Linked DNA regions of Mus musculus: region 1 is linked to region 2. Evidence: chromatin contacts called from ENCODE Hi-C or POLR2A ChIA-PET data. All regions are on one chromosome and are shown on one strand. Each heading gives the region's core, a stretch centred on a gene start or an enhancer-like site at or near the end of the contact. The rest is flanking DNA. Distances are from core to core; before and after follow the strand shown.

The links. Hi-C counts contacts between places; a loop is a spot of excess contacts on that map. ChIA-PET counts read pairs that join two places held with the same protein, here RNA polymerase II (POLR2A).
Region 1: a loop to region 2 is called in a map of v-Abl transformed pro-B cells, with 1.9 times the contacts of the local background. The contact joins two enhancer-like sites. A Hi-C loop is called at or near these places in 2 of 37 maps with a recorded cell type or tissue (T-helper 17 cell and v-Abl transformed pro-B cells). POLR2A ChIA-PET finds 5 or more read pairs at or near these places in 1 of 5 experiments (embryonic stem cell).

The regions. Positions count from the first base shown.
Region 1 is chr4:149,886,576-149,893,190 of GRCm38, forward strand. No RefSeq gene overlaps it. Among named protein-coding and RNA genes, the nearest start is that of Gm13070, 13 kb to the right of the region's middle. Within about 2 kb of position 2,541, at least 1 of the 3 ENCODE cell types and tissues checked has a DNase peak (open chromatin) inside an H3K27ac peak, as active enhancers do.
Region 2 is chr4:149,795,147-149,801,904 of GRCm38, forward strand. Gm42354 (a long non-coding RNA gene) reads left to right here. Exons shown (of 3, transcript XR_881588.1): 2 at 5,166-5,327; 3 at 6,585-6,758. Among named protein-coding and RNA genes, the nearest start is that of Gm42354, 7.8 kb to the left of the region's middle. Within about 2 kb of position 4,990, at least 1 of the 3 ENCODE cell types and tissues checked has a DNase peak (open chromatin) inside an H3K27ac peak, as active enhancers do.

The DNA of each region.
Region 1 (6,615 bases), core at 1,291-3,790, 89 kb after region 2:
AGGGAGCACGGGCTTCATGGAGCAAGGAGATAGTAAAGGGAGAGAGCAGGAGGCCAAAACTTCTGGCTGTGCCTGGAGGCCCCGGGCCCAGGGAGCAGCAGGCAGAGCGCTAACTCTGGGGTGTAAAGTTAGATCAGCACATGACTGCCTTGTGTGCTGTCTAAGCAACCCCATCAGATCACATGGATGGATGGAGCAGAGAAAGGGCCAATGTTCAGTACTGCATTCCTCCAAGGGCATCCTAGGACCAGCAGGCTGCTTTCTGCCCTCATGCAGGTCTTAGGCACTCTATTAGGATCCCAGGGTGTGGGGTAGGGGCGGACAGTAGCTGGGTGAGCCCTGTGGCAGCCGGCCCACCAGGGGCCTGCTCGCCCCTCCCTGGGCTCAGACGAGAGCCTGGAGCACAAAGCTACTTTTATTTATGATGGTGTTGGGGCCAGCCTCTGTCTAGACAGCTGCTGTTATCATTCGAGGTCATCCTGGAATGCGTGTCCTCATCTACTGGGAACAGAGGACAGTGAGCAGATTAAACAGCTCATAAAAATAAGCTGGCAGCTGACACAGAGCTCAGAAGACCAGGGTAACCTCGGCCGGGTCAGGTGTCCTCGCTGGTCTTGGACCGAGCAATGTTTACGGAGAAAACAGGAGTCATGTGGCCCTGGGGAGGCCAGCCTGCTTGTTGTGGCCCCTCTGCAGAGCTGCCCTCGGTGAGGCCACAGAGCACGCCCAAATCATAAGTAGTGCAGGTGCAGGCGCAGGTGCAGGAGGAAGAGACTACCTTGCCCGGGACAGGCTTTCTAGAACAACCAGGAGTCAGTCTGCAGAAAACTTGGCCTCCCAGACCTGGGAGCCAGCATGAAGAGAAATTAGGACTGTTTGTGTGTGTGTCTGTGTGTGTGTGTGTGTGTGTGTGTGTGTGTGTGTCTGTGTGTGTGTGTATGTGTGTGTGTGTGTGTCTGTGTGTGTGTCTGTGTCTATGTGTGTGTGTGTGTGTGTCTGTGTGTGTATCTGTGTGTGTCTGTGTGTGTGTCTCTGTGTGTGTGTGTGTGTGTCTGTGTGTGTGTGTCTGTGTGTGTGTCTGTGTGTGTGTGTGCCTGTGTGTGTGTCTGTGTGTGTTTGTGTGTGTGTCTGTGTGTCTGTGTGTGTGTCTGTGTGTGTGTCTGTGTATGTGTTCTGTGTGTGTGTCTGTATGTGTACTGTGTATGTGTTCTATGTGTGTTTACATATTGTAATGTGTGCACAGAAACAAGAACTTGTACATGTGTGAGCACGTACTGGCCAGCGGCTGATGTCAGGAGTCTTCCTCAACTGATCTCTTCCTTATTTTTTTGAGACAGGGTCTCTCACTGATTAAGCTAGACCAGCAGTTCTCAACCTGTGGGTGGAGACTTCTTTAGGGCCCCGTATCAGATATTTATGTTACCATTCATAGCAGTAGCAAAATTACGGTTATGAAGGAGCAACGAAATAATTTTATGGTTGGGGTCACCACAACATGAGGAAGTGTATTAAAGGGTCACAGTGTTAGGAAGGCTGAGAACCGCTGTGTTAGGTCTCCCCTCTCCTCCTTTGTGTGTCGGCCCCATGGCTGGTGTGACAGACACAAAGTCTTCCTTGGCTTTTCACATGACTGCTAAGGAGTTGAGCCAAGTTCTTTATCCACGGAGCCATTTTTCTAGTCCCGTGGGGTCACTTCAGGAAAAAACTTTCCACAGGCTCTCGGCCATGCAAGAGCCGGTGGGGTGCTACTATCCTGAACCCATGCCCCACTGTGTGACAGCAGTCTTGCTGGCCTGACTCATGACTGCCCCGGGATCCCCAGTGGAAAAGGACCAGATGCAGAATAGGGAAGGAATCCAGGGCCTTCCTCAAGAGAGTTGCTCTGAAGGGGTTCATCTCAGAAAGCCAGAAACTGGATGGACTGGGCCCCAGAGACTACCTGGGCTTCTAAGACTCTTCACAGAGCTTTCTGTGGGCTACAGACACATGTGCTTGGATGACATCACCACCACCACCAGCACCATCTCCATCTCTATCACCATCACTGTCATCATCACCATCATCATCATCTTCACCACCATCTCCATCACCACCACCATCACTAACTATGACCTCTATGTCTACCACAAAGCCAATTGAACCCTGGACTCTATTGTTTTACAAAGAGCTACTCAGAACAACCAGTTGTATTTAGAAACCTACATAAATGGGCTTACTTTCCTTTCTGGAACCCTCCTACTCATCCTTCCCAATGCCCCTAGGACATCCCTGCCCAGGATGCCTGGGAGGGTCCACCACATTCTCCCCTGCAGCCCCTGCCCCGTGTCTGCCAGTTCGTGTCCTCCCGTTGAACCTCAGGTTTTCTGGGTCTCTATTCAGTGTCCACGTGCGTCTGGCACAGGCAATGGGGCCAAGACCTGTTTGGGTCTAATGGGACTCCATTAGTCTGGGGTCTTTGGCAACATTTTATAGGCTATCCTGACAGGAACCCTGGCCTCTGAGCCTTCATAGGAGGCCGGCATGTTCTCAGGGTGAGTCTGGGCTGGGCTGCTGCATGGCTTCCCTTGAAGGAAGTGACACCTGCAGCCAAATCCATCCTTTCAGGAAGTGGGGGCGGGGGGGGGGCATGCTCAAAGAGACCATCAGCTTCCTGAAGGGCTGCTAAGGACCCAGGAGGAAGTGCTGAGCCAGAGGGAGGGGCTGTCTGGCAGCAGTAGGGATTGCTAGGAGGCGTCTCTTTCCCACTGCCCCGTAAATAAATGGGTAATGATTCTAGGGCATGCGTGCGTGCGTGCGTGCGTGCGTGCGTGCGTGCGTGCGTGCGTATATGCATGGCTTCTTGGGCTTCTGGTCATATCTCCTCACTCACACTGCCTTTGATCTTGGTAATAGCATGAGCTTGGTTCAAAGTTATTATTATTCCCAATCACAGAAGGCACAGTCAGGCTACCTGGGCAGCTGACAGGGCCACATTCACAGATGTTGAGTCCAAACCCCAGACGTATGATCTTGGGCCTGAGTCCCTATACTTCTGCAGGGTCACTGTGCCTGATGTGGGCCAGCCTGGGAATGTCTTAAGTTCCGCCATCATTTTTGGGCGGGTAACACAGGTTTTTGGGAGAGATGAACCATTGGGAACTTTTTTCTTTTTTCTTATTGCAGAAGGAAAAAAAAAGGGGGGTTGGGTGGGGGAGTAGCTGGGCAAGATCACAGAGGGGCGGTCCTGAGGCTAGAGGGCACCCCTGGCACCTCAGAGAAGCAGGGCTCTCAAAACCCTCTAGTCCTCAACTACACTCCTCTCAGAAGGAGGCCTCCCAGGCGTCTCCCGGAGGCAGAGCCAAGTTCTAGCTTAGGCAAAGGGTGTTTTCCTTCCCGGCGGACAAAACATCGCTGGCGCTTTCAGGAGGGGACTGAACACTCTGTCCACTCTGGCGGCCCTCGGCCAGGATTCCTGGACGGACACAGGCATGCTTTCACAGGCAACAAGATTAATCACGCGTCTCCTTCCTCCTCCCCGCCCCTTTCCCTGTCACACTCAGCTCTGCTTCACAGCCCCAGGAAGTGATCATGAGCCTGGAGTCCCGAGTCCCTTGCCACAGGGAGGGCTAGAAATGTGTTCTAACTTCCAGTGAACTCCAGTAGTCTCATGCTAGGGAAAATCCTGACCACCCTTTAGGGCTGTCTTGGCTCAACACTGCGGCATCCACAGACAGGCTGTACTCACTAGTACCTCCCTCTCTCGTGCACAATGTTAGGAACCTTCTAGAAGCTCTTGGCTGAGCTTTTGGTCCCAGCCCTCGTCCTCTGTGCCTTTGGGGTCAGATGGCTAAAGCGGGAGAGACCAGGACACAGAACAAGAAAGACAAAAAAGTCATACTCGGTACATACATCTCTCAGGCCACACCCCAAGTGCTTGAGCTCAGACAGGCATTCCAGAGCGTTCTTAGAGCTTCTGAGAGAAATCCTGAAGTCAGACCCTCAGGACCTCCTCAGGAAGGTGGGATGCTTTGGAAACTGGGCTCCCAGCCTGGCTCCCCCTCAACGTCCCAACAAGATTCCTGCTAAACAGGAGCGAGCCTTCAGGCAGCTGAAAAGACAGGCTTGTGGGGTTGGCGCCAGGGCCCAAACCCACTGGGGCAAGCTGAACTCCAGCAGGAGGTGGCTGTTCACCAGTAAGCAAGTTGTAAAACCCAGCTCAGACACAACATCTGGCAGCTGCTTCAAATAGTTTTCTGTCTGCAGTTGGAGCTGCTCTCGGCCTCCTGTAAATCAAACCATGCGCACAGAGGACTGTGACGACTGACCACGGCACCCCAGTTTGGCATGGCACCAGCTGCAACTCCTGTCTCCCAGTAGCTCGGGATTCACATTCCATGTCCTTGTAGGACCAATTCACGCAGCCCTCCAGGAAAAGCTGCAGGGGTCCGTTGGCATCCTTGTGCCATCAGACAGGGGTGGGGGGTAGGGTGGAGGGAAGAAGACCTCTTGAGGTCCCATAGGGAACTTGACCCTTAAGATGTGATGTCTCACTCAGGCTCAACCTCTGTTTCCAGGGACCTCTCTGATTGGTGCTCATCCTTTCTAGACCGTGATAGTATAGTAGGTCAGAGGGGAGACAGCATCTATATTAGCACGCACTGAAGTGTACAGTAAAAGATTTGTAACTGGATCCTGGACCTACGACATTGAGTCTGCCCTGGGTTCCTCCCAGGGAATATGGGTCAAGCACACAGAAACCTGGTGTCGGAGGACTAGCCTTTAGGTAAGTGGCCAGGGAGAGAGGACAACGTAACCAGTGATGACTGAGAACTCTGTGTGGCAGCAGCCCCCATGGGCTAGCCTGGGCTGCATTTCTCATGGGCTTCTGTTGGAAAAGTCCTCTCAGCCACCTCAGGAACTTTGTCCTTAAGATGCAGTGGAGATCTGCATGGTGGCCTCAAGTGATGTGTCTGTGTTTTGAGACCTGAACCCCAAAAGAATGTGACTTTCTCTGGGGAATGCCATTGAGTCCAGGACTTGAGATCAGCTCTCTTGGGCCCCTGATGACAAGTGTTCTAAGAAGACAGGTGTAAAAACAGAGGGAGGGGCTGAGCTGGAACCTGGAACCGCTTGCATTCTCAGAGATGCTGAGCAAGGCCAGGAAGGGCTTATCACCTGGCTCTTTGTTGCTCCTGGCTCCCAGACCAGACCAGACCAGACCAGACCAGACCAGGCCAGACCAGACCAGGCCAGACCAGACCAGACCAGGCCAGACCAGACCAGGCCAGACCAGACCAGACCAGACCAGGCCAAACCAGACCAAACCAAACCACCACCACCACCATCACCACCACCACCACCACCACCACAACAACAACAACAACAACAAGCCAGACCTGGTTTCCTCCCAGAGCACTGAGTCCCCTGGGTCTTGGCAACGGCCTTGAAAGCCCTCGTAGGAAAGAGCTTTGGGTTCAGCACACACAGGGACTGTGGTGGCTTGGAACTGTGGAACACCTCTCATGCATCTGTGGCTTAGATGTGCACTGAGCGCTCTAGTGATACTGGCTTAGGGATCTTGAAAGAATCCTGAGAGGAAATGTTCTCCCTCTCTGACAGACAAGGAGACAAAGAGAAATAATAAAGGAAAATATGAGGGACACACCCTCTTCACAGGCCATTTGGAAGCAAAAGACAGACACAAAAGGCTCCATGGTGTCATGAGCCCATTGAACAGAAAATCCATAGAGGCAGAAAGCATGTGTGTGGTTGCCAGGGACTGTGGGCAAGGGAAAATACAAGAGGGATTTTGTGTGTGTGTGTGTGTGTGTGTGTGTGTGTGTGTGTGTGTGGTGTATGTATGTCTAGTATATGAATGTGTGTAGTATGTGTGTGGTATATGTGTGTGGTGCATGTGTAAGTGTGTGTGTGTGGTATATGTGTATGTGTGGTGTGGCATGTGTGGGGGTATGTGTGTGTGGTGTGTGTGTGTGGTGCATGTTTATATGTGTGTGTGGTATATGTATGTATATGTGTGTTATAGGTCTATGTGTGTGGTGGTGGTGTGTGTGTGTGTACTCGCTCTCGAATGTGTTCCTTTGGGGATGATGAAGCGTCTGAGATCAGGAAGGAGGCTAATGTCCAGTACTGAGAGTGTGCTAAAAGCCACCGATGTGTGCACTGAAAAATTGTGAGTTTAATGTCATATGATTTCGGTTTCATTGCAAATAAAAGGACAGCTCCTGGAGGGGACAGTCCTGATAGAAAGGTCTTGCCTGAGCCATGGCTTGGAGATCTGATAATGTCAGCAGCCTCCTGGTTCAGCTTTCCAGGAGGGAATTTCCCTGTGGACTCAGTTACTGAGTTCTCAAGACCTTTGGGCCTGGGTGTGTGTGTGGGTGATGGTGCTGACATTGCCAATTTAGCCTCAGCTCTTCCTTGGGTGCTAAGACCAAAGCAAACAGGCCTGGCCAAGCCTTCACACGGTACTGTCTGCACCAGGGATGTTACTAAGTCCCTTCTTAGCCCCCTTGGAGGTTTCCAGGAAACCGTGGGGAATGGCAGAGGGATCTGCCTGGCTCTTTGCAGAATTCTGGGATCTCGGAACTCTGGGGCAGTCAGTCACCAGATTCTCCA
Region 2 (6,758 bases), core at 3,740-6,239:
GTCTGTGCAGCAGGCTCGCACATTGGAAAACACCAGACCCGTGGTCTAGGAAGCTCCACCCCTCCCCACGATTGCCCTTCCATCTTTGGAAGTGAGCACAGGCCCATCCTAGACCAGGCAGCCCAGCCCAGGCCAGGCAACAGCAGAAGCCAGCCCAGTCAGCAGAACTGCCACTTTGTAGATCTGTCATCTGTTAAAATACCTGCTATGCTGGGCAGTGGTGGCACATGCCTTTAATCCCAGCACCTGGGAGGCAGAGGCAGGCAGATTTCTGAGTTCGAGGCCAGCCTGGTCTACATAGTGAGTTCCAGGACAGCCAGGGCTATACAGAGAAACCCTGTCTCAAAAAACAAAACAAAACAAAAAAAGAATACCTACTATTTAGTCTACTAAATCCTTTTTTTTTTTAGATTTTTAAATTTATTTTATGTATATGTTTATTGTAGCTGTCTTCACATACACCAGAAGAGGGCATCAGATCCCATTACAGATGGTTGTGAGCCACCATGTGGTTACTGGGAATTGAACTCAAGACCTCAGGAAGAAGAGTCAGTGCTCTTAACCACCGAGCCATCTCTCCAGCCCGATTTTTTGTTTTTCTGGGGACACTGTGTCCTATGTAGCCCCTAGTCTACTAAATCCTGAAGTAGTTTGTTATGCAACAGTATAACACCAACATGCTAAAATATATGATTATTTTCTCGTTTAAAAATGGGGCTGGAGACAGGGCTCAGCAGTTAAGAGCACTGGCTGCTCTTGCAGAGGACCTGGGTTCAATTCTCAGAACCCAAATGGCAGCTAATCTGTAGCTCCAGTTCCAAAGGCTCTGACACACTATTAGTTTCCTTGGGCACTGCATGCCGATGGTTCACAGACCAAACACTGGTACACATAAAGTTAAAAGTCTTTACAAAGATGATTGGGGCCTGGGGATGTAGCAGGTGGTAGAGTGCTTGCCTAGCATACAGGAGACCCTGGATTCTATCCCCAGCATGGCATATGCCAGGAGTAGTGGCACACACCTTTAACCCTAGCACTCCGGAGGTGGAGACAGGAGCATGAAGTTCAAGGTAGTGATATTGTGCCTACCTAGTGTCCTTGCCTCTCAACAAGACGGCATCTAGGGGTGCTTCTAAGAAGCCTATGTAACAGTAGCACACAGACCTGACCATGAATTACATAACCATATGCCACCAGACCTAAAGTCATTCATACAGCGGATCCCCAAATCACCAGTGCCTGGTACCATCAAGGTTCCCCCGACAGGAGGGCGTGAGCTGGAGGGGGCAGTGAGGATGGGCAGGGGCAACTCTGCACTCCTCACAGTTCCACACTTGCAAGCACATTGGACCCTGGAGTCTTAAGCTGCCCCCCGACCCTCTGTGAAGTCTTTGGGGTTTATACCCTTAGCCAACCAGTCTCTTGAGGACCTCGGTACATTCCTGACTGGTGATTGCAAAGGAGAAGCAGTACTTTAAAAACTTGCCTATAGAAATGCTCACGGCAGCGGTGTTCCTAAAAGCCAGACAGCCAAGCAACCCAAATGCCCATTAACGGAACAGATGGGTAAAGAAGATGCGGTTTGTTACCACCCAACGGAACATGACTCAGCTTAAGGGAAAGATGTTCCGGAGACTGCTACGGTGGGAGAAACCTGGAAGATATCTGCTAAGTGAAAGAAGCAGACACTAAAAGCCACATAATATCTGATTCTATTTATGTCCGGAGTGAACAAACGCAGACACAGAAAGTGGATTAGCGTCAAAGGCTAGACGGGGGATGGGGGGTGGGGAGGGTGGGAGCAGTATGCTGGGCTGATGGCTACGGGGTATGGCTTGTTTGAGGAGTGATGCAATGTTTGAAAATAGATTGTGGAGGTTGTGTAACTCCATGAAGATACTGATGGCATTGGATGCTACAAGGGAAACTGGTGAATTGTGGGGCACCTGGATAACAGCTCGATAAAACTGTTTAGCAAAAGCCCAACTTCAAACAAAACCCTCTGATTAGTTAACTAACTAGTTAATTAATTAATTTTGGGGGCTGGGGATCATACCTAGGGTGTGCATGCTGGATAGGATTCCTGGAGCTGCTGGCCAGCCAAGCCTAGCTGAGCTGTATACCCCAGCCCCAGGAAATATTCATTTAGGTTAGAGTTATTCATAACAGAGGTGTTTCTATAAATCCCCCCAGGACTTCAGTCAGAGTCTGAGTCCCTTTCATGAACACAGTAGTTTGGGTGGAGTCCTTCCAGCCGGCTGGCACAGGGCCTACTGAAAGCTCACCCAAGGGTGTGTATGCAACTCTAGTGACATGCCATAGGTATCCCCAAGTCTCAGGCTGTGGGGTGAAGGGGATTGCATGGGAATAAGAAGGGAGCAAAGGGCTGGCAAGAAAGCCCAGCTGGCAAACTGCTTGCCTTTGCTGCAAGCAGGAGGACTTGGGCTCTATCCCCAGAGCCCATGGTTAAAAGCTAGGTGCTCTGGTGTGCTGGGGGTGCAGATAGGGTTCCTGGGACTGCTGGCCAGCCAAGCCTAGCATGATTGGCAGGCTCTAGGCCAAAGAAAAACCCTGATTTTTGTTTGTTTGTTTTGTTTTGTTAAAAAAAAAAACCAACCCAAGCAGGGACTAGGAATGGTTCAGTGGGTAGAATGGTCACTGGGCAAGCATGGGACCTAAGTTTAGATACCCAACATTATGCGAAAGCCGGGCATGATGGTCCCTGTCTATAATCCTTGCATTGGGTTGGGAGGAGGGTGTTGGGGATTAGGGGGGCAGAGATAGGCCAATCGCAGAACTTTCTGGCCATGGTGTCTAGATGAATGGTAAGCTCTAGGTTCAAAGGAGAAGACAGTGAGAGGAAGACACCTACCACCTAACACACACACACACAAACAGAGGAGAGAGAGAGGGAGAGGGAGAGGGAGAGGGAGAGGGAGAGGGAGAGGGAGAGGGAGAGGGAGAGGGAGAGGGAGAGGGAGAGGGAGAGGGAGAGGGAGAGGGAGAGGGAGAGGGAGAGGGAAAGAGGGAGAGGGAGAGGGAAAGAGGGAGAGGGAAAGAGGGAGAGAGAGAGAGAGAGAATTTTGCAAGCAAGCACTGCAGGGCTCTGGCTCAGCCAGATGAAGACACTATTGCGGCTACAGAGTTAGGAACAGGATCCAAGCAGCCAGCCTGGCAGCATCAGAGCCCATCTGAGGCAAGTGCCACACAGCTCCTGAGGTAGAGCAGCCTCCACAGTGAGGCATGGCACCTTCCCTGGTATCATCTTCTCACTGTCACCAGTGGGTGTGGAAAGAACTAGATTTAGTGACCCTCAACTCATCTGTTAACTGGTCCCTGCCATGAGCGTGTCCCTCAGTGGTTGGAATTTTGGTCCTCTGTGGTAATGTTGGGAGGTCATAGACTGTCTTACGCTCTAGGCGGCTGTCTCTTCTTCTCTCACATGCTCCTTTCAACAAGGGACCATCTGCATGTGAGTGAGAGATCCCATCTCAAAAAGCCAACAGCAACAATGGTAAATGACAAAGGAAAAGAGAGATGCAGGTCTGGAGTTCAGGGGTCAGAGGCAAGTAACTGTAGCTTTGTGACAGTTCCCAGGCCAGCTGGGAGTTTGTCTGCCTGTCTCACCAGAATAAACAAACAGGCTCCCGGGAAGTCACATGGGGCTGCCTCTCTCTGCTCCCAGCCTTCCTCCCAGCTAGCCTGGGAGCCATCAGTCCCTTGGGGGTGGGGGAGGCACTGGACTCTTGTTGGTGGGTGGTTCCTGTTGCAGTCACGCACTCTAGGCAACAGGTCTAGTTGTTAGTGAGTCTGAGCAGGGGTAGGACTTGTTTGTCTCATGCTCTGATTTTTCTCTCCACGCCCCTTTCCCCTCAGTGAGAATCTGCACTTGAACAAATCCCAGCTCAAACAATGAATGGGTCAGCATCTGTTTACCACTGCCTGACTTTTATCCCACTATCCCTTGGGACAAATATATCGACCATGAGTATCAAACGTGGGCTCATGGTGTGGGGGATGACCCTTAAAACATCTGCCCCTAACTGTGTCCTTCTTTAGACAGGGGCAGAATGGAGCTTTGTTCTTAATTTACAAGTCAGAAGGAAGTCCTCAGAGAAAGCGCCTTTCAGCACCGTCTCAAGATGGTGCCAGGATTTTCCCATTTACGGGTGGGGGGTGGGGGTGGGGGCTCTTCTACAAAAGAAATCACGAACTATTTTTCATAAAGACCACCCAGGCAGACTTTATAATACAGTTGAAACTTTTAAAAATATTTATTATTTTTAAATTTTTGAGTGCATGGGTGGGTGTGGGGGTGTGGGGTGCATGCACGCACAAAAGCACAATGCAGGTAACTTAGAGGCCAGAAGAGGGCAGATTTCTCAGAGCTGGCATTACGGGTGGTCATGAGTCATTCCTATAGGTGCTGGGAACCAAACAGTAAACCTACCATGTGTTCTAACTGCTGAGTCTCTCTCCAGTCTAGGAATTAATTTTTTTGTGTGGGGTCCAAAAAATGTCAGACTTTTGACCTCTCAGCTCTGAGGAGAGCTGGCTGGGCCAGGTGCAGCTGTCTTTCCTTAGCCTCAGAGGGAAGTGTGTGTGTGTGTGTTTGTGTGTGTAGAAGGCAGAAATTAAGAGTACATGTTTTTTTTTTTTTTCACTCAGTCTTCATATTTTTGAGACAGATTCTCTCATGGAAGTTTAGTAACTTTGTTAGGCTGACTTGCCAGTGAGTTCCAGAAGTCCACGGGTACCAGACCTCTGGCAGTCCTGGGACTCTAGATGTGCATCACATGACCGATGTGTTCACAAGGACATTGGTCATCAGAACGCAAGTCCTCGTGCTGGGCCGCAGGCGCTGCATTGACGGAGCCGGTTCCATGGTCTCTCAGGGGGTTTTTAAACTGAATAGTGATGACTGGTCTCGGGCAGTGGTCAGCCGTTGATGTGTTTACAATGGAAAGGAAGGGAAAGCGGGGAAGCTCTGACTGGCATCAGCGCCGGAGCCAGGGAGAGGTCATCGAAGCTGCAAGCAGCATCCTGGGTAGCCGCACAGGATAGCCGCTAAAGGGCGCTGGGATTGGCTGCTGTACTTCCCTGCCTCTCGGATCTGACCTTGACTCCTCTGTGACTCATTCATATCTCTTTCCACAACACTGCAGGGTCTGAGGACAGTGGCTGGCTGGATCTGGTTTACTTTTTTGTATTCCCAGAAGCAGGATGAAGGATCAGCCCAGTTTCCCAGGAAATGTGTGCGCTGTGGAGGCCGCTTGCTGTGGTCTCTGGGTTGTAGCAGAGCTCAAAGAGCTCAGAGTTAGAGAGAGGTAAGAAGCCGTGAAGGGGGGGGGGGGGCTGGAGAGATGGCTCAGCGGTTAAGAGCTCCAGAGGTCCTGAGTTCAAATCCCAGCTACAACCATCTGTAATGGTATCTGATGCCCTCTTCTGGTGTGTCTGAAGAGAGCTAGTGTGTATTCATAAAACAAAAACAAAACAATAAGAAGCTCTGAGGAGGCTGTGTGTGGGTGGAGGTGTGGGTGTGGGTGGAGGTGGGGGCTCTGCTATGGAGCCCGGAATGCACCCAGATTGCACAGTGTATGGGGTATGGATTCAGTAGGAAGATTAGACCTGCCCTGGTTCAAGCTGGTTCAAGCTGGCAGAGTCAGGGACAAGGCCCAGGTACAGCAGAGCAGTGCATTGTGGCTTAGGCTTTAATGAAATAATGAAAACAGGCCTGTGGAGGGAAAAAGGCGATCCTTCCAGTCACAGGCTCAGCCCAAGGCTAGAAAGTCATTATAGGCTAGGAGTGTCAGCAAAGGGACCCAGCACCACAACTAAGAGGGAGTTTACTAGGCATGTAAGGCTGGCTCAGTATTAGAAAGCCAATTAATAAAATTCACTGTTTGAAGAGACTGAAGAAAGAAAAAGACAAAACAAAACAATAATAAAAAACCAAAAACCAAACCACAAATAAAAAAAAAAAACAAAAACAAAGAACAAACAGACAGAAAACCCAAACCAAAACACCATGTGGCAAAAACACAAACTACATGGGGTAAAATGCTCAGCAACTAAGAGATGGAAAGGAACTTCAACATCATAATAAAAATCCACAGAGCATGGCCGATCCCAGAGTGGAAGACGAGAAGCTGGTGGCTCTCCTGCAGACAGCAGGCACAAGGCCAGCTCATCACTACTGTCTGACACCGTACGGGAAGTTTCAACCAATGCAATAAGACAAGAAAGGGAATAGCATAAAAGATTCCCCCCCTCCTCTTCTTCCTCCTCTTCCTCCCCCCTCCCCCTCCCTCCCCCTCCTCCTCTTCCTCCTCCTCCTCTTCCTCCTCCTCCTCTTCCTCTTCCTCTTCCTCATCCTCCTCCTCCTCCAGTTCCTATAACTAGCAAAAAACTGAATACAGTGAGCATAGAAAGGTTATAAGACAAACATTTGACCTGAAACCGGCAGAAATAAGGGTCCCGAATGAGGTGCTGTGTGTGAGGATCAGGTTAAGAAGCAGAGAAGACACAAAGGCAATACCTGGGGTCAGGAGGATTAAGTATAACATCTTATATACTACTTACAGGGGGGAGAACGGCCAAGCTACAGGTCAGACAGTCTTGGCAAAGAGAACACAGGATGCCTCAGACACAGCTGCCCAAGGACGGATAACTACCTCCCAGGGGGAAGAGTCCAGACCCCAGAAACCATGACAACCTTGACTCCCCTGAGGCATTGGCTGCAGCAGGTTGCAGGCCTC